Linked DNA regions of Homo sapiens: region 2 is linked to region 1. Evidence: read pairs that join two places in POLR2A ChIA-PET (ENCODE). Cell type or tissue: K562. All regions are shown on one strand. Links, peaks and the distances in the headings refer to the core of each region. The heading gives the core; the rest is flanking DNA.

Region 1 (11,716 bases), core at 1,854-9,853:
AGAAAGTGTAGATAAAAGGAACTTTTAAAATATGCTCAGACTTTTATTTTAGGCCACGCTGGGTTCAGAGTGGATCCTCCTTTCCCTGGCTGTGAAGGCAGCACCACTGACCCGGTGACCGCCTCAGTATCCCGGGAAGACTGTCCCGCTTGACCACGGTCCCTTCAGCTGAGAAAGATTTAGTCCTTCCTCCAGAAAAGAAGGCACAGCCTGCACAATGGCTTTTTATTTTGTTGTTAAAGATTTATTTATTTATTTATTTATTTATTTTGAGACAGGGTCTCACTCTGTCACCCAGGCTGGAGTGCAGTGGTGCAATCATAGCTCACTGCAGCTTTGACTTCCTGGGTTCAAGCGATCCTCTCACCTCAGCTTCCTGAGTAGCTGGAACCATGGGCGCACACCACAATGGCTAGCTAAGTGCTTTTATTTCTTGTAAAGATGAGGTCTTGCTTTTGTTGCTCAGGCTGGTCTTGAACTCCTGGGCTCAGGTGATTCTCCTGCCTCAGCCTCCCAAAGTGCTGGGATCACAGGTGTGTGCCGCCGCACCTGGCCCCCAGTGGCTTTTTATACACAAGTTTTAGTCCCTCTCTGGCTTGCTCAGCACACTCCCTTCCACAGAAGCAGCTTCGGAACTCCGGTGGCCGTGCGGCTGCCCAGGACAAGAGACTGGAATGGGGCTGACTTGGGAGTCCACTGTAGCCTTGGGTATTTGCTATGGCGTTAAGCAGACTCCTGAATTCGTTGAGTCATCATACCTCTTCTCATCTCTTCTGTTCCCTGTGGCTTCAAAACATGTCTCGGAGGGTGGCTTGGAGAAAAAACAACTCTCCAGTACAAAACCCTTGGGCTGGTTAGGATTCAGAGAGGAACACATGGGGAATAAGCCCATTCTTCATGCTCTGGGGCCTTCCCAGGTTTTAGGAGTGGTGTCTTTCTTTCTCCTGCTCATAAGGGTATTGGGCGGTTTCCAAGCCTGGTTTGTATTTCATCTTCAATTCTAGGATTGTCGTCCAGATGTCAAAGGTGGCGTCCTGGTGTCTCCTGGGCAGAAAGTCCGAATGCCAAAGTGGCCTTCTTATCACTCTGGGGTCTCTCAATGACAGCTGTGTCTGGCCTACCAGATTTGAGCAAACCTTGTCATCTGTTTCATTATCTGCTGTATTAAAATTTTTTAATGGCATTTAGATGTTAAATTCTGAAACGCTTTCCTCTCATCTTTGAATGTATAAAAAAGCTGGAGTACTTCAAGTACAGACGAATCATCTGAATGTTCAGCACCACTGGACTTCTGCCAGTGGCCGAGGAAGGGACCATAGCCTCGTGTTTCCCCCTCTACCTCTGGATGATTACAGACTAGCTTTCCTATTTTCTGCGTGTGAAATAAAGGTCAGGCTTCAGTAGAGCCATCTTTAGCGGGGATTTGGGATGATCCCAGTGTCTGCCTTCAGATTCGTGTTCTGTCTCCCACAGAGCATGCGTCTGATACTGCAGACTGCCGAAGTGGGTGTACCAGCCGGCAGAATAGTCAGGAAGGCACAGTGCAGGGAGAGAATCGGTGAACATCAGATAAGCAGATTTACAAATTTACAAAGATAATGTCACCTGTTCTTATTTATCATACCAGGAGGCAAAGCTGCACGTCTGTTTTATTGATCTGTTCCTATTTTCATCTCTTCCATCAAGCATACACAAGCTGAGGGAGAATGTCTTTCAAGAGCATCAGACCCTTAAGGAGAAGGAACTTGAAACAGGACCAAAAGCTTCCCATGGCTATGGAGGGAAATTTGGTGTGGAACAAGACCGAATGGATAAGGTAAGTGGCCCGCGGCTGCCTATGCCAGGCTCCTGGTGTGCTTGGACCACTAGACTGGGTGGCAGAGTCGTCCCTCAGTCTTTCCTTAGATCAGCAGTTTTGAGTCCATCTGCTGAGGTTGCGATTTGCCCGGAGTAGACCCCTGTTGATTGGACTTACTCATGAAGTACTCTAGCTTTCTTCAAAGCTCTTTAGGAATCCTCAGAGGTGCTGGAGCACGGGTGTTAGTGGGGAGGCCCAGAGAGGGAGATTGGCCCTCAGAGGCAGCCTTGTGATAGGACAGAAGTCCAGAAGCATCCTGGCTCTAGGTGTCATCACTGTCAATGCCTGTGGTTCCAGTCTGTAGCCTAAGTCATGCCAGTCCGAAGACCAAAGTCAAATCTGTAGGTCCCCATGGTTCACAGCACACACGGAATCCAGCCAAAGGCCTGGCTAACATCCTTCATGCGTTCAGTGACCATCAGAGCAGTCTCCCTCGTGTAAATTCGGCGCGTACCAGGCTGGGGACAGTGCTCACTCTATTCGAGAGGTCTGGGCAAGCCTCCCAGCAGCTGTCATTGATGGGATGCAGACTGCCACGCAGACGTTGATTGAGGACGTTGGCCAAATGCATCCGGCTGCACCCGTGCTTTAGGTCCTCTCTACCTTAAGAAAGGGAGCCACGTTAGCTCAGGAGGGCTACCTTTTCCTTCCTGGAGAGAAGATGGAAGAGATCGCAGTGTGTTTGCATGTTTCTTCAGTAAAACAGACATCCTGGAGGTGAACTTTTGAGTCTGAGCAACATAAGCTTGTTCTGACCTGACAGATGCTTGCCTTTACTCTGTGGAAAGAAGTGTGTTAGCCAGTGTCGGATTCCAGCCGGTAATTCCATACCCCTCTCCCACCTCATGCACCAGCCAGATGAACATTTGAGCTGGGCACGGGATGATGTTGCCGTGTCACAGTGAGCTGCACCTTGCTCTGTCCCCCGCAGAGTAGATGATGTGGTGGGCCGGCAGGGCACCCCAAACCACGACCATAAATAGCCTGGGGGAGGAGTGGGGTGAGGGACCTTCTGCAGGAAAGAGACATGGATGTTGCTGCGTCACTACCACAGAGATGCCCTGACACCGAGAAGAGCAATGTGTGCAGAATCATCATCTTTGGAGTCTAAAAAAAGTCTGGTAGCTTTTAGGAGTGTAAACAGGCAGACGGACCCCTGAGTTCAGTGCAGCGAGCGAAGCAAGTGCACACGGACAGACGGAATCCATGTGTTCAGTGCAGCGAGCGAAGCGTGTGCACACGGACAGACGGAATCCATGTGTTCAGTGCAGCGAGCGAAGCGTGTGCACACGGACAGACGGAATCCATGTGTTCAGTGCAGCGAGCGAAGCGTGTGCACACGGACAGACGGAATCCATGTGTTCAGTGCAGCGAGCGAAGCGTGTGCACACGGACAGACGGAATCCGTGTTCAGTGCAGCGAGCGAAGCGTGTGCACACGGACAGACGGAATCCATGTGTTCAGTGCAGTGAACGAAGCAAGTAGATAGGAGCCTTTCCCACTGCAGACTGAGGCGAGCCCTGTGCTTAGGGGGCTTGTGGGGAGTTAGCGCAGAGAGACATTTATTCTAAAAATGGGGCTCCCTGCTGTGGGTTGGGAAAATTACATATTGGGGAAAAGAAAGGCAACGTGTCAGGAGAGCCTGGTAGGGAAGCTGCTGTGGCTTCTCTGCTGCTGCTCGGCCTGCACCTTTTTTCAGCGCGAATCTCGCTCACCCTAGAACCTGCAGCTCAGGCCTTCCCGAGTGCCAGGAGCTCCCTGGAAGAGCCCTCACTTCCCTCTCTCCTGTGCGGTCTCCACAGCAGCCTCTGCTTCCCTCATGAGCTGTCCTTGCCTCATCCTGCTGTCCTTCCCAGGGAGACTCCCCTCCGGGCTGGGCTTTTCAAGGGTCGGGACTTGTCATCCTCACCTTGTGCCTGGCTCAGTGCCACGTGCCCCCCCCTTAGGCCAGTGCTCTCATGGAACCAAGGAGGCTTATGGAGCCTTGCTCTCACCTCTCAGCCGGCAAGTTGGAGAGCTGTCCTAGCAGGGCGAGTCCAGCAAGGGATGCTGCTGCTGCTCAGTCCCAGCTGGCATCGGGGCCAGGTTAGCGCTCAGCTCAGGTCAGCACCATGGGACAGATACGTTGTCAAAAATAACTCAGGGCCAGGTACGGGACTGGCACCTGTAATCCCAGCATTTTGGAAGGCCGAGGCAGGATGATCTTATCAGCCCAGGAGTTTGAGACCAGCCTGGGCAACATAGCAAGACCCTATCTCTACAAAAACATAATTAACTGGGCATGGTGGTGCACACCTGTAGTCCCAGCTGCTTGGGAGGCTAAGCTGGGAGGATCACCTGAACCTGGGAGGTGGAGACTGCAGTGTCCTGTGATCGCACCATTACAGTCCAGCCTGGGCGACAGAGAGAGACGCTGTCTCAGGAAATAAATAGATTAAACTCAGATTCCAAACCGAAGGGGAAACGGCTTAAGTTATTTGTAACTTGCCCACTCCAGAAACTAAAAAAAAAATAAAAAATTGAAATCTCTGCGTTAAGACTTGAGGAATATGTGCTAGAGACTTCCAGAACAAAAGAAGACATTGAGGACAAGCACACGCGAGAGGAGCCTGGACGGGCTGTCAGGATTCTGTTTATGCTGGGGCCTGAGCACACTGCACCTTTCCCTTGCGGCCAGCGGTGGCTGCATCCATCACGCGGGGCAGGCTTCCTTCTTGATCCCTTGTCTCCTTGCATCCCGTAGCCCTGAGTCTACATATTCAGGCTTCAAGATACAATCTCCCCAGCGTGATTGTTTAATAACAGATTTTGTCAATGTGAAATCGAAGGCAATTTTGGAGATGAATCCCTTTCAATCAAAAAGCTGGAAACTTTGCCTAGTTGTCATTCTGGGCATGTCTTTAGATCAGTTTTCCTGTAACTTCCTTCTGATGAAAACTCATGCTGGGGAATCCCTTTGGCACGTCTGCCTCTGCCACTCCTTCATCTCTGTTTTCTGGGTGAGACCCCGGAGGACACGGATGGGCAGTCTCTGCCACAGAGGGTTTGGAGGTGATGGCTCATGTGGAAAGAGAGTCAGCTGCCAACCTCAAAACAAACGTGGGAAGAAGAGGGCGCAGCACAGGCCCAAGGCTTAGGGCAAGACCTGCTTTTTCAATAGGGGAAATAGTGGACACTCTCTGAGTTGCCTGCTGCGTCAGCACCGGTGTGGGATGCTGCTTGGGTTAGCAGGTTAGCATGAGTGGCTCCACATGCTAGAGGGAGTGAGAAGAGGGGTCCCGATGTGCCGTGGACTTTCTCCACGCCCTCTGCTGGGCCATGTGCCCGCACTGTCTGTGAAGGAGTCCTTGACCCGGCTCTGCTGTGAGGAGGGAGCCTCAGAACCCTGGGGCCTCGGTGTCAGGACTGGAGCAGGGCCAGTGCTTTGAGGTAGGAGATCTTTTCCACTTTGTGGACCAGAGGGTCTCTCAATAGAACTGCCGAACGGAGTTGCTGAATCACACAAGCAGCTGTGGACAGCACACCTGTGAATGGCTGTGGCTGTGTCCCAGAGGCGTTATTTACAGAAGAGCTGGGTGCCGGGTCTGGAAAGCCCAGGGGAACCTTGGGCTTTACCTGCTGGCTTTGGCGAACAGAAGGTCCCCAAACCTGTGTGCGCTGATGGGGGCTGACGACATTAATGATGCTGAAATGAGCTGGCATGGGAGCCGGCAGCTGGCTCCTGCCTGAACAGGGTGCTGCTCAGCGGAAATCCAGTGTGAGCCTGTGTCTTGCAGACTATTTTTGTTTATAGTCTATTAGAACAAAATAGTTTGCTGGCAGACTATTTTTTGTGCCGATTCTTTGGTCATGTGATTCACAGAGGTCCCACTTCAGTAGATGCCAGCAGTCTCCACACCAGCGGGTCTCACGGATCCTGCCACAGGCTGCCAGCTCTGTGTACCTTCTTCATGCCCGGTCGTGTCAGAAATCCCCACTGGTGGCCCCGACCTGTGTCCAGGGTTCGTGTGCAGCTTCCAGGAGCCCAAGGGCTGGGGTGGGCCGTGAAAGCCTGCACCAAGGGCTGGGCGCGGTGTCTCACGCCTGTAATCCCAGCACTTTGGGAGGCCGAGGCGGGTGGATCACAAGGTCAGGAGATGGAGACCATCCTGGCTAACACGGTGAAACCCCGTCTCTACTAAAAATACAAAAAATTAGCCAGGCATGGTGGCGGGTGCCTATAGTCCCAGCTACTCGGGAGGCTGAGGCAGGAGAATGGCGTGAACCTGGGAGGCGGAGCTTGCAGTGAGCCGAGACCCCGCCACTGCACTCCAGCCTGGGCAACAGAGCAAGACTCTGTCTCAAAAAAAAAAAAGCCTGCACCAAGGACCCGGGCCTCCCAGGAGTCGTGTCGCCTTCCTTGGCTCCCCAGATGGGTGTGTTAATGTAAGGTTTCCCTGCACTGACCAGGATGTGGCCTCCCCCAGCCCTGCTCTGGGAGGAAGTGAAGCGCCGCAGTGTTGTTGGTGTCTAATGCTTTGTGTTTGAACCCTGTTCCAGTCAGCTGTCGGCCACGAATATCAGTCGAAACTTTCCAAGCACTGCTCGCAGGTGGACTCGGTCCGTGGCTTCGGAGGCAAGTTTGGTGTCCAGATGGACAGAGTTGATCAGGTGAGTGATGTGGCACTGGGACTGGGGCAGGTTGGGGCAAGGGGGGCGTTCCCCGTAGATCTGAGCCCTGTTGGGCCACTTGTAGTAGCAGGCAGGTGCCCTCCAGCTCTGGGGGACTGCAGAGAGGGGCATCTGCCTCCCAGGATGCTCTGAGAGCCTGGGCTCTCAGAGAGAGGAAGCAGGATGCGGCGGGCTTGCTGTAGCAGTCCCTGCGGTCGCTCTTCACTACGTGCCTCAGTACTGGATGGCCCTGTGTCTGTCCCAATGTGCCAGCAGGGACCGTTTCCACCCGTGTTTCTCACATGTGTGTTACTGTGACAGAGTGACATCAGAGCCTATACCGGGGGGGCAGGATGCGCTCGTGTCCAGGACCCAGGCTTTGCGTCCAGGTGTTGTTGCAGTCATCCTAGGCCCGAGCCTCTTTGATTCTCTTCGGCTCGGGTCTGTTGGCTCTTTTGTTTAATAGAGGAGCGATCAGGAGCCTGGAGGGAGCAGGGAGCTGATGCTGGTCGCAGATTGTGGCTTTGTGACATATTAGCCACGGTTCTGAATTTATGTGTCTGTGAAAGGAGGATGATCATACCTATCTCACGGGTGTTTGCTCAGATGCCCATCGCAGTGCCTGGCTGGTGGGAGTGCACCCCTGGTGGCCACTGCTATTCTCATTACTAATACTAATGTTCTCAGCATGACTTATTTGAGAAGCGAGTTTTTGTGAAGCCCGTGGAATGAATCAGCTGAGCATTCCCTGCTGCCGCATGCTGGGGAGGGCAGGTCACCAGGGATATGGCTTGGCCTGCGCCGCCCACTGGGCCTTGCAGTGGGCCTGTCCGTTTAGGATGCCAGAGCTCTTGCGTCACTGCCACCTGCACCTGGCTTAGGAACCCAGAGGTCACAGCATCATGTGTTTCATATTTTTTTAAATGTCATGTCATGAATTCAGAGAGATTGTTTCAGGGACATTGGAAAGTATTTCTCCCCACTTTTTCATGTGTTTTTGGTCGTCACAGTCTGCTGTAGGCTTTGAATACCAGGGGAAGACTGAGAAGCATGCCTCCCAGAAAGGTAAGACGCGAAAGGTGCAGAAAGAGCCCGCTCCGGGGGCCCCGATGGGGAGAGTCACAGCCACCTGAAGCCGTTTCCCCGCGCTCCGGGGGCCCTGATGGGGAGAGTCACAGCCACCTGAAGCCGTTTCCTGAGCGGTGGCTGTTGCCACAAGGAGGACTCTGCCCTCCTCTTCATGTTTCTGGATCATCTGGATACCACATGATGGATGTATTCCCCGTTACACATCCCCCTCGGAGCCCTGGCATCTGCTGTCATTGTGGGGCTTCTCCCCCTTGTAGCGGAAGCCGCCTTCCCTTCATCTGGGCAGCGCTCCTCCTGGAAAAGAGAGCTCACAGATTGATCGGCAGAAAGCTAACTTCCCCCCAAGGCTAGAAACCAGAGTTGTTAAATTCTTGTTTTCCTTATACACATACGGTCTTAACTGCTGGTGATTAATCTTGATTACATCATGCAGTCTCTTTTTTGAAAGACCAAAGCATATCGCCACCTTAAAGTTCTCAGTTTATTTTTTGCAAGCTTATTTAGTTCTTCCTCCTTTGTGTCATTGCATCATCCGCGGAACAAGCTCTCAGTCCTTACGCAGTCTCGGTGCAGTCTAGGTGGAGGTAGCTGTGGTGTGGGCAGGCGGAGGATCAGGGTCTTGTCTCCCATGTTCAGCTGCATGGCTTTCTTCATATGAGGCTTTCTCTTTCCATTTTTTTCATTTTGTTTTGTTTGTTTGTTTGTTTTGAGACAGAGTCTCGCTCTGTTGCCCAGGCTGGAGTGCAGTGGCACGATCTCGGCTCACTGCAACCTGCGCCTCCTGGGTTCAAACGATTCTCCTGCCTCAGCCTCCCAAGTAGCTGGGATTACAGGTGTGTGCCACTACCCCTGGCTAGTTTTTCTATTTTTTAGTAAAGATGGGGTTTTGCCACGTTGGCCAGGCTGGTCTCAAACTCCTGGCCTCAAGTGATCCGCCCACCTCAGCCTCCAAAGTGCTGGTTCTTTGTATGAAGCTTTCCAGCTTTTACCTGAGCAGTTGATTTTCAAAGTGGGCATGCAGCGTCATTTCTGACTACACAAAGGAACTGCCCTGTAACAGCTGACAGGGCCCAGAACCCCCCCATGCACCTGTTGTGAAACAGGGTCCAGCGTCACCTGTATGGAGCAGTGGGTGGCTTGTTGTACATTTTAAAATGTGCGCTTGATGTGTTTGTGAGTTGTAACCCCTACACACTTTTGCTTAGTTTAACAAAAGGAACAGTGTAGTTCGTCCTCAGGCCCCCGTGCTAATTGCTGCCCTGTCTCTCCAGACTACTCCAGTGGTTTTGGCGGCAAGTATGGCGTGCAGGCCGACCGAGTAGACAAGAGCGCGGTGGGCTTCGACTACCAGGGCAAGACGGAGAAGCACGAGTCACAGAGAGGTGGGGCGGACCCCACGGTCTGTAATCACGCGTTTGCTCCAGAAACACCCACGAGGGCATTTTCTCTCTGCACACGTGATTGTTGTAGATTTTTTAACTGAAAATGTTTGGTGTTCTTTTCGTACCAGTGTATGTGGGCTTTTCCTAATTCGAATGGCTGCACAGTTCCCCATCGTATGAGGATTCCATAGTCCATGTAACCATTCCTTTTTTGAATGTGGAATTTAGGTTATTTATTTATTTATTTATTTATTTTTGGTAGAGATGAGGTCTTGCCGTGTTGCCCGGACTGGTCTTGATCTCCGTGGTCTCAAGCAATCCTCCCCCACCTTGGTTTCCTTAAGTGCTGGGATTACAGGTGTGACCTGTAAATTTTTTTTTTTTTTCTTTTAGACGGAGTCTCGCTCCGTTGCCCAGGCTGGAGTGTAGTGGCGTGATCTCTGCTCACTGCAACCTCCACCTCCCTGGTTCAAGCAATTCTCGTGCTTCAGCCTCCCGGCTAGCCGGGATTACAAGCACACGCCACCACGCCCAGCTAATTTTTGTATTTTTAGTAGAGACGGAGTTCTGCCATGTTGCCCAGGCTGGTCTTGAATTCCTGACCTCAGGTGATCGCCCTGCCTTGGCCTCCCAAAGTGCTGGGATTACAGGTGTGAGCCACTGCGCCCAGCTGAAACTTGACTGCAGGGAACATTCTTGTACCTGTGTTTTGTTCACAAGTGATTATTCAAAAGAATCAACTCCTAGACATGGAATTGCTGGGTCGAAGGCTATTGAATGTAAAATTTCCATAGATACTGCCAAGTTGTCCTTGGAGGCTGTGCTGAGTTCTTCCTTCCCCACTGCATAGCCTGTACACCATCACTCAGAGCGTTTCCCAGGGCTGCAGAGGCTGTGGCCTGCCTGTTTCCCTGTGCCTCTTGTTTGGCCTGCACATTTAAATTTTTAAAAATATTTGCCAACATTTGAAAAGTGAGAGCTTGACTATTTAAAAACTCAAAAAAAAAAAAAATTACCCCAAAGCAAGAAACACCACTGGAAGATCCGACCATGCTGGCTTGGCATTTCCCTGAGGAAAGTGCCGGTGGCCTGGAGGGCAGCTTGGCTTGTAGTTTGTCGCGGCCTGGCCTGGCCTTGCCTTCCTGCCGGTCAGGCCTTGCCTGCCGCACAGAGCTGCTTGCCTCTGCTCTCTGCCTCTTTCCTGGGAACAGTCCATTCCTCCTCTTCCCGACACCACACAGTTGTGAGCAGCGCATGCTCCGCGAAGCTGCATGAGTGTGTGACTCCAGGGAGCCAGGGAGCACAGGCCGAGCACCTGGGCAGACGCAAGGCTCCTTGGATGCTTCAGGCCTTCTCTCCCAGGCCTTGATCCTCTGCCTTGTGCTGTTAGTGGGTCCATGAGAGAGTCATGTTTTGGTGTCACAGTGACATGCTAAATGGCTTCATTCTGAGTAGAACTGAAGTTTCTGGAGGATGCTGTGTGTGTCCTATTTCCTGGCATCCCCCTGCGTGCTTCAGTTTGTGAAGAGTGGCCTTTGAAAGCCTTGCCCTTCTGCTGCCTCCTGAGCTTAGAGCCTTATCATAAACTCTCATCTCCTGCTAGCTTCTGGATGCAATGGATGATGTTACAGGAATTCATCTGCTGTACTTTATTTCTTTTTTTTTTTTTTTTGAGACGGAGTCTCTCTCTCTCGCCAGGCTGGAGTGCAGTGGTGCGATCTCAGCTCAGTGCAACCTCCTCCTTCCGGGTTCAAACAATTCTCCTGCCTCAGTCTCCTGAGTAGCCGGGATTACAGGCATGCACCACCAAGCCCAGCTAATTTTTGTATTTTTAGTAGAGGCGGGGTTTCACCATGTTGCCCAGGATGGTCTTGATCTCTTGACCTCATGATCCGCCCACCTTGGCCTCCCAAAGTGCTGGGATTACAGGTGTGAGCCACTGTGTCCAGCCTCTGCTGTACTTTAAAAAAAAAAACTTTTTTTCTTAATTCTTTTTTTTTTTTTGAGATGGAGTTTCACTCTTGTTGCTCAGGCTGGAGTGCAGTGGCGCAATCTCGGCTCACTGCAACCTTCACCTCCTGGGTTCCAGTGATTCTTCTGCCTCAGCCTCCCGAGTAGCTGGGATTACAGGTGTGGGCCACCACGCCCAGCTAATTTTGTATTTTTAGTAGAGATGGGGTTTCATAATGTTGGTCAGGCTGGACTTAAACCCCTGACCTCAGGTGATCCACCCACCTCGACCTCCCAAAGTGCTGTGATTACAGGCGTGAGCCCCCTCCCCCAGCCTGTTTTTTGAATTTTTAAAATATTAGCTAATGATTTAACTTAGAGATGGGGTCTTGCTATGTTGCTCAGGCTGGACTCCGCCTCCTGGGCTCAAGTGATCCTCCCTTCTCAGCCTCCTGAGTAGCTGGGCTGCAGGCACACACCCCCACCTCTGGTTACCACTGTTTGTGTTTCTGTTATTACACATAAATAGCACCTTTAAATACTGTCTGTATTATTCAGTGGTCCTACAGTGGACCTGAAAGATTTTTGTTTTTTTAATCAAAGGATAAAATACTTGCATGTTCACTGATTTCGTTGCTCCTTTTAAAGTAGTCCTTTTTTGTTTGTTTTTAGATTACTCCAAAGGTTTCGGCGGCAAATACGGTATCGACAAGGACAAAGTGGATAAGAGCGCCGTTGGCTTTGAGTATCAAGGCAAAACGGAGAAGCACGAGTCCCAGAAAGGTGT
Region 2 (11,716 bases), core at 1,787-9,786, 240 kb before region 1:
AAACAAAAGGTTGAATTACATATTGGGGATATCACCTTGCTGAAATAAAGATTCCATACCAGCTTGATAAGATAGCTTTGGGTTGAGCTTTTGTAGGCCAAACATAATCTTAAGAAAATGTGGGAAATTGACCAGGCGCAGTGGCTCATGCCTGTAATCCCAGCACTTTGGGAGGCGGAAGCAGGTGGATCACCTGAGGTCAGGAGTTCGAGACCAGCCTGACCAACATGGTGAAACCCTGTCTCTACTAAAAATACAAAATTAGCCAGGTGTGGTGGGAGCCTGTAATCCCAGCTACTCAGGAGGCTGAGGCAGGAGAATTCCTTGATTCCAGGAGGCAGAGGTTGCAGTGAGCCGAGATCATGCGATTGCACTTCAGCCTGGGTGACAGAGTGAGACTCCATCTCAAAAAAAAAAAAATGTGGGAAGCTTTATCAATTGTTCCAAGGGCTTCTCCAGTCCTTGGTATTTGTGTCATTCTCGTTGGAAACACCCTTCAGATCATCTCACCCCAGTACGTGTTTTCTCCTTAAGTTGTTAGCGGTTCTGGCTGGAAGCTCCTTGATCCACACCTTGGCCCCTAGTGGCAAGCCCAGCATCCACTGGTGACCAAATTCACCAATCCTCCACTGTCTGGTTCCAAGATAACTTCAACTCTGGCTTCTCTTACGCTTGGCTGTCTTGTAGACTAAAAGAGATGAAATCGTCATTTTCACAGGTCAAAGACCATCAGATAGCAGTGATTCACCCGGCAGCTTCACATTTGCACTGCGTAAGGCCCTGGCTTTGAAAGGGGCCTGGAAACATTGGTGCTTTGTAGGGAGGGACATCCCAGGGCTCCTGGGTAAGAGGTCATGGCACTGTGTTTGGACACTTTTGCTTCCCTACATCACCTCTTCTCTGGGTGACCCAGGTAATGAAGACTCAGAACACAGACACTCTATACTAAACTGCCCTGTGAGATTTTGTTTAAAAATTTCAAAGGCTTTAAAAGCCATGAGCTAACCAACCCTCCGAAGACCCTGCTAACCACCAGCATCCCTGTTTTGCGTCTGCTGAGGCCACGGGTGAGCCCCTTGCCCCTCATACCACAGCCCTCCATGGCCAGAGGTGGAGCAAGGGTAGAGTGCTGATTTGCTGGTGCTCTAGGTCAGAGGTTTGCACTTGTTTTCTGTTAAGAGCCAGAGAGTGAACGTTTTAGGCTTCCTGGACCCAGAGACAATGTCCTCAAGTCTTAGGCAATGGTTCTTACCCAAAGGCTACGCTTTTCATACATTTTTCATTTCACACTTTAAAGTGAAAAAGGCCAGGGCCGGGCGCAGTGGCTCACGCCTGTAATCCCAGCACTTTGGGAGGCCGACGCAGGTGGATCACCTGAGGTCAGGAGTTTGAGACCAGCCTGGCCAATATGGTGAAACTGCGTCTCTACTAAAAATACAAAAATTAGCTGGGCATGCAAATTTTTGTTGTGGCAGTTTTAATTTTTTTTTTTTTTGAGATGGGGTCTCACTCTGTTGCCCAGGCTGGAGTGCAGTGGCACAATCTCGGCTCACTGCAAACTCCGCCTCCCGGGTTCACGCCATTCTCCTGCCTCAGCCTCCTGAGTAGCTGGGACTACAGGTGCCCGCCACCACGCTTGGCTGATTTTTTTGTATTTTTTTAGTAGAGACGGGGTTTCACCATGTTAGCCAGGATGGTCTCGATCTCCTGACCTCATGATCCACCCATCTCGGCCTCCCAAAGTGCTGGGATTACAGGCGTGAGCCACCGTGCCTGGCCAAGCCATTTTTAATTTTTAATGTTGGCATGCACCTGTAGTCCCAGCTACTCAGGAGGCTGAGGCAGGAGAATCGCATGAACCCGGGAGGCGGAGGTTGCAGTGAGCCGAGATCGCACCACTGCACTCCAGCCTGGGCAACACAGCGAGACTCCACCTAAAAAATAAATTTAAAAAGCCATTTTTAGCTTTTAGGGACAAGTGAGAAAGAGGCTGTCGAAAAACAGGCCACCATGGCCGTCTTTGCACACCCGCTCTCAAGAGCAAGGCGAGATTGCACCCCAAGCTGTGCCTCAGCATAGCGCTGCTTTGAAAATTGGCATCACAGAGCTGCCTCCAACATGAACTTTCCTCAGAACCTCAGCCTGTTGTGTCCTCCAGGGAACCCCGGGAGGAAGCCTGGGTGAATCCTCCCTCAGTCCCACTTTCCAGATAGGAGGCCGAGGCCCAGGCGGTAACAGTGCCGAGCAGGAACCAGAGAGCTCAAGCCCTGGGCCTCCTGCATGCGTAGAGGGTTTGCCTCTGAAAACCTCACCCTGTATACCGAAGACCCCAAAAGGGGACCCTGGGTCTGCTCACCAGGTTCTCCCTGCAGTCCTCGGAAATTCTGGAGCTCCCTGTCCCATGGCAGTAAAGAAAAGAGTGCCATCCCATTCCAGCAGGTACAGCTAAAAAAAGAAAAGAAAAAAGAAAAGAAAAGAAAAGAAAAGAAGAGTGCAGCCCACACTGAGTCCTCACAAAGGCCTGATGCTCAGGCAGCCGACAGTACCCCACCCCCGCCCGCCACCTGCCACATCACAGTGCGCGTGTGTTTGCTCTGGCACCCTCTGCTTCGAGAAGCTCTGGCTGTCCCCAGACAGTGGCTGAATGAAGCTTGCAAACCCACCAGGGTGAAAGGGAGCAGCAGCTCAGTGGCCCTGGCTTCCCGCAGTCCCTCTGCAGGCATTGGCGTCCCCACCAGCAGCAGGCCTTCCGCGTGCCTCTTTGGACTCTTTGCACCTGGCTGGTTTTTGCTCAGTTCTTACGGATCAGCTACTCACTTCCTGGTTCCTGTCCGGTTGGCTGAAGGCATAATCTGCCCTCCTTTCACGAGTTTGTTTATGGGTTCCTTAACCGTAACCTTTCCTTGAAGAGGCTTTTGTATTCCTTCTGTGATCCGTGCAGGGCCCCCAGGCGAGCTCCTTGAGAGGACAGAGAGGGCCCCTGTGGCCCCTGTGACCTGCGCCCCTGAGGCCCTGGGTGGCTGGGGGAAGCTGTGCCACAAAGCGCAGGTGCCTTGATCACCCTGTCGTCCAGCGGGTCACAGCAGGGACCCAGCCGTGCGTGGGAATCTGCTCCAGGTCCCTAGCCCTGGTTTCGACTTCCTGTTTTCTTCCTGGTTCTTCAGAGCCTGCTGGTGGGAAAGTGCAGCCTCCATTCAGCTCCCGGGCACTGCATGTGGGCAGGAGTGGTGGCCTCGCCAAGTACCTGGCTTTATCCAAATACCTCCCTGTTCTGTTCCAGAAAATGGCGCTTAGCATCCCCTAGAGTGGGAAAAATTCCTTGGGAAAGAAACCAAGGAATTTACTTGGGGAAGTAAAAATGAGGCAATTTTCCCCAACAGGGCTTTCATAAAAGAAGCCCACCCAAAGAATATTCTAAAAGCACAGCATCCCCTTTTACTTAGAGATGTCAATGAAAAGAGTCAAACTCTGTCAAATATTTGAAGAGATTTATTCTGAGCCATGAGTGACCATGGCCCATGACACAGCCCTCAGGAGGTCCTGAGAACATGGGCCCAAGGTGGCCGTGGTACAGCTTGGTTTTATACATTTTAGGGAGACATGAAACATCAATCAGATACATCTAAGGTATACATTGGTTTGGTCCAGAAAGGCGGGACAGGGCGACTTCCAGATTATGGGTATATATATATATACACTTTTTTTTTTTTTTTTTGGAGACAAGAGTTTCACTCTTGACACCCAGGCTGAAGTGCAATGGCATGATGCAACCTCCACCTCCTGGGTTCAAGCGATTCTCCTGCCTCAGCATCCTGAGTAGCTGGGATTGCAGGTGTGCGCCACCAGATTTGGCTAATTTTGTATTTTTAGTAGATACAAGGTTTCACCATGTTGGCCAGGCTGGTCTCCAACTTCTGACCTCAGGTGATCTGCCCGCCTCTGCCTACCAAAGTGCTGGGATTACAGGCATGAGCCACCACACCCGGCCTATTTTTAAAATTTCTGATTGTCAATTGGTTGAGTTATTATCAATAGAAAGGAAAGTCTGGGTTATGATAAGGGGTTTTGGAAACCAAGGTTTTATTGTGCAGATGAAGCCTCCCGGTAACAGGCTTCAGAGAGAATAGACTGTAAATGTTTATCAGACTCAAGGTCTGTGTTGATGTTCATGCTGGTCGACTTTTGTTGAATTCCAAAAGGGAGGAGGGCATGAGGAGGCCTGTCCGACCCTCCTCCCGCCCCCTGCTTCCTGTCATGGCCTGAACCAGTCTTTCAGGTTAATTTGGGGGTGCCCTGGCCGAGACGATGAACCCCATTCAAATGGTTCGGGGGACCCTTAGAATTTTATTTTTGGTTTACAGAGATCCTTAGAGCAGTGAGTGTCACCCTGGAATGTGCGTCAGAATAACTCGGGGCTCCCAGCCCCACCCCAGGAGAGGCGGATCCCGTGGGCTGGGGCTGGGGTGCCGGTTCAGCATTTCTCTAACACACCCCGCGGATGTGCAGGGCCACACGGAGAGCCATCCGCCTGGACGTAGATATCCTGCAGACCTGTCAGGACAGGCTCCATCGGGGCCCGGAAGCGAGGAAGACCCCGCTCCCGGCTCCATCTCATCCCCGCCTCATCCCTCCCATTTCCTGTTGTCTCTCTGGGCCGGTTGGGCGATCACCTGGGCGGACCCCCTTGCCTGCCTGAGTCCTGCACTTCGACGGCCCTGAACTCAGGAGCCACGTCCCTCGGGAGCCCCAAAGACTTCAACCTCCACCCCAGGCCCACCGCACCTCAGCACCCCACTTCGGAGGTCTCAAACTCAGCGCCCCAAGGGCCAGGTGGGCCACACGCGCAAGTGAGACTAAGTCCTGGGAGTGTTCTTCATGGCCACAGAGCAGTGTGCCTGTTCCCACATTTCTTGAAACGTTCAACTCTCTAGTGGGGGTCTGGGTTTAGATGCTAAGGCGGCCATAATGGAGGTCGGAGGTCGCCGGGAGGCCTCAGCACAGACAGCAGAGCTGCGGTGCACAGCCCAGCCTGCAGGGGGCGCCCCCGGGCACCACAGCCAGCTGTTGCCAAGGAGACGCACCAGCCAGCCAGGACCAGAGCCGAGGAGTCTCGATTTTTCTTTTCTTTTTTTTTTCTTTTTTTTTTTTTTTTTTTTTTTGAGACAGAGCCTCGTTCATTCTCCCAGGCTGGAGTGAAGTGGCGCGATCTCGGCTCACTGCAACCTCCGCCCCCCGGGTTCAAGCGATTCTCCTGCCTCAGCCTCCTGAGTAGCTGGGATTACAGGCGCCCGCCACCACACTCGGCTAATTTTTGTATTTTTAATAGAGCGGGGCTTCGCCATGTTGGCCAGGCTGATCTCGAACTCCCGACCTCAGGTGATCCACCAACCTCAGCCTCCCAAAGTGCTAGGATTACAGGCGTGAGCCAATGCGCCCGGTCTTGATTTTTTAAAATACATTTTCCTGGTTTTTAAGCATCCGTCTGCATTTTTAAGCAGTAGACAAGCACAACAAGATGGCCATGCTGCCTGGATGGGGCCTGCCTGCCACCGCTTTGCAGCCTCTGCTCCGGCACCAGAATCTGGTTGGAAAGGGCTTTCTGCACTCGTGCAGTCACTCAGCAAACATTTACCCAGCAGCACCCACCTTATGTGCCAGACACCAAGCTAGACCCAGAATCTACAGGGATGTGCAATTAGCACCCTGCCTTAGGAGCTCGGAGTCCACGGAGGGCCCTCAGCCCTGACACCCAGCCAGGAGAAGCCGGGTCGGAAGTGTTTCCACTCCTAAGGGAGTGCTTCAGTGCTGACTTTGTAGGGCTGTGCCATCCAACCCTCACCTGCATTCCCAGGTGCTTTATTCAGCATGGGGTGGCCTTAGGGCTGCTAGTGTGCAGAGCCCATGTGACTGCCCCACCACCTGCTCCAGCAGAAAAATAAACTGAGGACCACTGCACTCGTGCAAAAGATCAAACGGAGCTACAATAAACTCCTCATCTGGGATAAGGCGATAGTCCCCATGGCCCGAGGACTGGAGACAGGGGTCAGGGAAGTGTGACTGTCACTTCTCAAATTGCCTACCAGCAATGGGTTGCAGTGGGTATTTCTCTTTTTTTTTTTTTTTGAGACAGAACCTTTCTCTGTTGCCCATGCTGGAATGCAGTGGCGTGATCTCGGCTCCCCATAACCTCCGCCTCCCTGGCTCAATCTATTCTCGTGCCTCAGCCTTCTGAGTAGCTGGGATTACAGGCATGTGCCACGACGCCTGGCTAATTTTTGTATTTTTAGTAGAGATGGGGTTTTGCCATATTGGCGAGGCTGCTCTCGAACTCCTGGCTTCAAGTCATCTGCCCACCTCAGCCTCCCAAAATGCTGGGATTATAGGCGTGAGCCACCACACCCAGCCCGCAGTGGGCATTTCTGATTGATGATGATTGTGACTGTGATCTATCATTGAATTGACACTGGCTGGGGCCAGGGAGCAAGAGATCTTGGTCTCAGAGGTTTCATCTGAGCCTGTGGTTTCTAGCTCGGGGCCACACAGGGGCCTGAGCTCTTGCTGCCTTTGCAGACCACCAGCATGCACCCCAAAAACGGGGACTGGGAGGCTCCCCTCAGCTACTAGGGCAGAAGCGCTATGTACAGCTCTCCCTGTAGCCTCCTGCACAGGTAGGATGTCCACTTGCTCCATCCTGGCCGTTTCTGACGAGTGCTGGTTATCACCCATCTCAGAGCTGGCTCAGGGCACAGAGAGCAGGCCCCAGGATTGGGCTCCCAGCCGAACCGCTGCACACAACATTGCTGGGCATGATAGGGTGCAGTTAGGGTGAGGCGGGGGTCAGCCCGGGACACTGGACCATTTCTAGGAATTGCAACACTGAGGCCCTGCTTCCTGGGCCATTGAGGGCCTCCTTCCTGGGCCCTGCTAGTTCTCATGGCCACTGGGAAGACGAATGGAGAGACCAGCATGGCCCTGGGCGCTGTGTTGTGATCCTCTTGTTCATCTGTGATTTGGTGCACCCCTGGGTCTTGGAGTAAAGGGAACAAGGGTGTGTCTAGATAGGGAACGGTTCAACCTTCACTGCTGTGGACTCAGTGCCTCCAGCCAGGGGCCCTGGCACTGTTCCTCAACAGCAAAGCCATGTCTGGCCTATCCCTAAATACAGGTATCCTCCGCCAGAGCTTTAGGAGCTGCACCCCAATTGAATCTTGGTCAGTTTAGGAATTAAAAAAGGTTTCATCTAAGCGAACTAGCATTTAAACAGGTGCATGGGGAGATTGTGCAGAACCACTGAGGGAGCAGCTGTCTTTAAGCACCTCTTTTAGAAGCTGGTGAGCTTGTCAGAAAGGGCTGGTACACACCAGGCCCTGGCACTGGCCTGGCTTCCTCAGGACCTGAACAAATGACTCTTGGTTGCCATAAGCCTCTGACTGCTGTGAGAAAGCCTGGCCCCTGCAAGGGTGGTACCCGCTCAGACTGCTGCCTGGTAGCTGGAATGACTGAGAGTGTAGGGCTCTTTAAAACTGTGACTTCTTCTTCCCCCAGGAATCTGGTACAATATCCTCAGAGGCATTGGGAAGCTTGCTGTCATCATCAATGTAAGTGACATCAGGGACCTTGGCAGAATGGAAGTCCCGGCTGAACTGCCAGGTGGCCGGGGCCCTGTGGAGAAGGAGCTGGGCATGGGTCTTCTGCCTCTAGCCATGGTGCAGCCCCAGGCTGCCCGGATTCTCTAGTTATAAATGTCCCTTGACCGCATGGCATGGGGAGGGTGCACTCTGGGGAGGCATAACAAATTCTCTTCAACCTTTTTCTGCAAGTTTTTTTTTTTTGAATCTGAGTTTCACTCTGTGGTCCAGGCTGCAGTACAGTGGCACGATCTCAGCTCCCTACAACCTCCGCCTCCCAGGTTCAAGCTATTCTCGTGCCTCAGTCTCCCAAGTAGCCGGGATTACAGGCACCCACCACCACACCTGGCTAACTTTTATATTTTTAGTAGAGACGGGGTTTTGACATGTTGACCAGGCTGGTCTCAAACTCCTGACCTCAGGTGATTCGCCCTCCTCGGCCTCCCAAAGTGCTGGGATTACATTCACGAGCCACTGCGCCCAGCCTTTCTGCAAGCTTTGAGCAAAATTCTCCACCATGCCCACCTTCGCCCCTAAGTCCACTGAGAATAAACAAGAGACAGAGATAGGTGGGAAGACAGAGACAGAGATAGGAGGGAAGACAGAGACAGAGATAGGAGGGAAGACAGAGACAGAGGGAGAGAAACACAGAGATTCCTTATTGGCAATCTTTCTGTTCTCTTATTTAAAGAAAAAAGTTGATTTTTCTCCTTAATCTGAAACGTATGGCTGCTCTGTAGAGAAGGTTTGGGAGATGCTGAAATGGGGCGAGAAGGGAGCACTCATCAGCCTTACACACGGCTCTGCTAAGGATCAGGGCTCCAGGCCCCTCAGCCTCCTCCCCAGCATGGCAGCCCCTTCCAGCCTCTCCTATCCCCAGGCCTGCAGGCTAGGATGGCCCGGCCCTCAGCCTTCCCCATCGGGGTCTGTCTGACTCTGCCCATGGCCTGGATCTCCCCGGGTTTAGCTGTGCCCAGCTGTCCCCAGTACATACTTCAAGCCCAAGGCTGCATCCTAGACATGAAAACCCGAGGCAGCCATGGGGAGTCTGCTGTGCCAGGGGCCCATGGCTCTCGTCCCTTCCACCCTCTGGCTGAGCCCAATCCTCCCCGCCAAAAGTTGACACCATGCACATGAGGGACACGGGGTGGCTCCCCAAAGCTGACGGTCGACGCCCCTGCAGGGCCGTGATGCCAAGTCAGGGTCTCAGCAGGCCCTGGGACTCAGTCCCCACAGAGGGCAGGGGGTGACACTCAGCCCCGGAGAAGGGCCCCTCAGAGCCCTCTGACAGTGCCCTTTCCCGGTGGGCAACGCTTTCTGCCAGGCATGCGCTCCCACCAGATTACAGGAAGGCTGCAGGCAGAGTGTGCACACCGGGATGGCCCCTTATCCCGCCCAGACAAAGGCGCGCAGGGCCCTGAGGCAGGGCCCATGCTGTGCTGGAGTGGGTGGAGCTGGGAACAGAGGTACGTCCTGCCTGCAACAAGCGGCGCTGTGAGCAGCTGCGGAGCACAGTGGGCATCTCCTGAGGACAACAGCAGCAACAACAATAACAGCAGGCTGGGCCCGGTGGCTCACACCTGTAATCCCAGCACTTTGGGAGGCCAAGGCAGGAGGATCGCTTGAGGCGAGGAATTCAAGACCAGCCTGGCCAACATAATGAAACACAGTGAGACCATGTCTCTCTCTCTGAAAAAAAAAAAAAAAGTAGTAGCAGGAAACATTCACGAGGCACCTAGAATGTTCTAGAACCTTCTAAGCTCTTTCCACACACTAGCCCACTGGTCTGCAGACAGCCCTTGAAGGCGAGGACTGCCATGGCCCCATCTTACAGGTAAGACACCAGAGGCACAGAGAGGTTAGGTGATTTGCCCAAGGCCACACAGCCATGTGAGAGGCAGCCGTTGGGCCTTGGTTTCCTCTCTTGTAAGGGCACCAGCCAGAGCCGGTGCTATAATAGAATGAGCCGGGTGAGGACTTGAGAGCTTGCAAAGCACTTTCCCTTCCTGCCTCATTCCCTTCTCCAACAAGCCCAGAGGCACAGTGCATACATGGTGTGGGTGTTGTTAGCCCTGTTTTGACAAGAAGAAAATGGAGGCACAGAGAGGTTGGGTGATTTGCCCAAGGCCACACAGCCAGCAAGAGGCTGCCAGCGTCTGCCTGGTGCCTTCTCTCCTAGAAGTGCACTGTTCTGGCCACCAGGCACTCTCCTTCAGCTGCCAGGGGGCTGAGAGGAACACCCGCGACCCTGCATCCATTCACTCAGCATGCCGAGGCTGTGCGGCTATGGTCCCCGCCAGAGGCAGTGGCATATGGCCAGGGTCCAGTGTAACTGTGGATGGGTCACCCCCTGTTGCGGCCGGCCCTTCTGCGCCCAGGCTGGGGGTCCCCCTCACTGCCATGTCCCCTGCACAGGCCTTCGTGATCTCCTTCACGTCTGACTTCATCCCGCGCCTGGTGTACCTCTACATGTACAGTAAGAACGGGACCATGCACGGCTTCGTCAACCACACCCTCTCCTCCTTCAACGTCAGTGACTTCCAGAACGGCACGGCCCCCAATGACCCCCTGGACCTGGGCTACGAGGTGCAGATCTGCAGGTACTGCTCTCTGCTCCCCTCTTTGAAAAGCCACGTTTATTGGGTTTCTGGGAGAGCCTGGGTTTGGACGGGGCTCAAATCAGGAGCAAGTCATGAAACAACGCAAACTTGCTTAAAAAGAAGAAGAAGGAAAAAAAAAAAGGCTGGTGCAGTGGCTCACACCCGTCATCCCAGCACTTTGGGAGGGCCAGGCAGGAGGATCACTTGAGCTCAGGAGTTAGAGACCAGCCTGAGCCACATAGTGAGACCTCATCTCTACAAAAAATTTTTTAAATAGCCGGGCGTTGTGGCACTCACCTGTAGTTCTAGCTACTCGGGAGGCTGAGGTGGGAGGATCAATTGAGCCTAGGAATTTGAGGCTGCAGTGAGCTATGATCGCACCACTGCACTCCAGCCTGGGCAACAGAGTGAGACCCTATCTATAAAGAAATAAACAAATGCCTAAGGGGAGGAAATTAGAGGTGATTTACCAGTTCCTGTAACTAAGAAGCCCAGGATAGCTTCAGGCATGGCTGGATCCAGGAGCTACAGTTTGCCATCAGGCTCCACTCTGGCACTGCCTCTCCACTTTGATTTCCTCTGTGTTGCATTGTTCTCTTGCTGATGAAAAGGATCCCTAGCAGCTCCTGGCTTCAATCCTTTCTGCTCTGCAGCCCCTGTGGGAAGACCTTCTGTTTCCCAATAGTCAGTGAAAATCCAGGGACTGAGTCTTACTGCCCCATCTTGGGTCAGATGTCCATTCTTGAACCAACCACTATTGCCATGAGGAGGGGGGCTCTCCTTGGCTTGGCCTGGGTCATGTGCCAGGGTGTGAGGTCACAGAGAATGGGGGGGTCCTAGGGAAAACTGGGGTGCTATGACTTGAAGAAGAGGAGACAGATGCTAGCAGGCAAAGCCTTGAGCACAGAATAAAGAGGAACGAGCTGGTGCGTGTGGCTTCTGACACTGGGAGGACAGGGCTGCTTGTTCCCATGGGAAAGCAGGTTGTGCAACTTCTGCCTGGCCCAGCAGCTGGCACCAGAGCCGTGGCCCAGCCTGATCCTATCTCAGGAGTTGGCAGCTCAGTGCTGAATAGGCCCTCGGAGACTCCCATCCAGCTCCCTCCAGAAATCAAGCTCCGTAGGCAAGGGCCCTATCTGTTGTGCACCGCCCCCCACCCCGGAATTCTCCATCCCTGGGGTGGGGTCTGGCACATAGTAGTTGGTCAATAAATGCTTGTGACATAAGTAAGTGAGGGAATGCCCAGACTGAGGCCCAGAGAGGTCAAGTGATTGCCCAGGGGACACACAGCAAGGTGGTAGTCGGAGTGGGCGAGCACCAGGGATGTGGGTCCAGGCCAGGGCTGTGCCTGCAAATCCAGGTGGCCCTTCTCCTAGCCTCCCCGACTGACCTCAGGTTTTAGTGACCAACAGGGGCACAAACGGCCCCTGAGCCCCTGGAAATCCTGCCCCTCATGGGGGCATTTTCTGTCCAGCTTTGGGAAGCTTT

Evidence for each region. ChIA-PET counts read pairs that join two places held together with the same protein. Peaks named below come from ENCODE experiments on the same cell type or tissue, not always from the same donor. Only the 100,000 strongest peaks of a DNase experiment are listed, where the experiment ranks them.
Region 2: POLR2A ChIA-PET joins it to region 1 with 5 read pairs; 2 of 35 experiments call an interaction of 5 or more read pairs at or near these places.

The regions. Positions count from the first base shown.
Region 1 is chr11:70,408,145-70,419,860 of GRCh38, forward strand. It overlaps CTTN (cortactin), which reads left to right. Exons shown (of 18, transcript NM_005231.4): 5 at 1,687-1,816; 6 at 6,398-6,508; 7 at 7,519-7,573; 8 at 8,869-8,979; 9 at 11,602-11,712. Among named protein-coding and RNA genes, the nearest start is that of CTTN, 15 kb to the left of the region's middle. RefSeq lists a silencer at 7,081-7,282 and an enhancer at 11,401-11,716. In K562, for the core only: no CTCF peak of the experiment used is centred there; no DNase peak of the experiment used is centred there.
Region 2 is chr11:70,172,459-70,184,174 of GRCh38, forward strand. ANO1 (anoctamin 1) reads left to right here. Exons shown (of 26, transcript NM_018043.7): 23 at 7,546-7,598; 24 at 10,044-10,228. LOC101928473 (a long non-coding RNA gene) reads right to left here and starts at 2,778. Exons shown (of 4, transcript XR_950276.3): 1 at 2,664-2,778; 2 at 2,357-2,445; 3 at 511-688. RefSeq lists an enhancer at 1,995-2,700. In K562, for the core only: a CTCF peak has its summit at 5,034 (motif pointing right); a DNase peak (open chromatin) is centred at 5,063; H3K27me3 peaks cover 4,562 bases.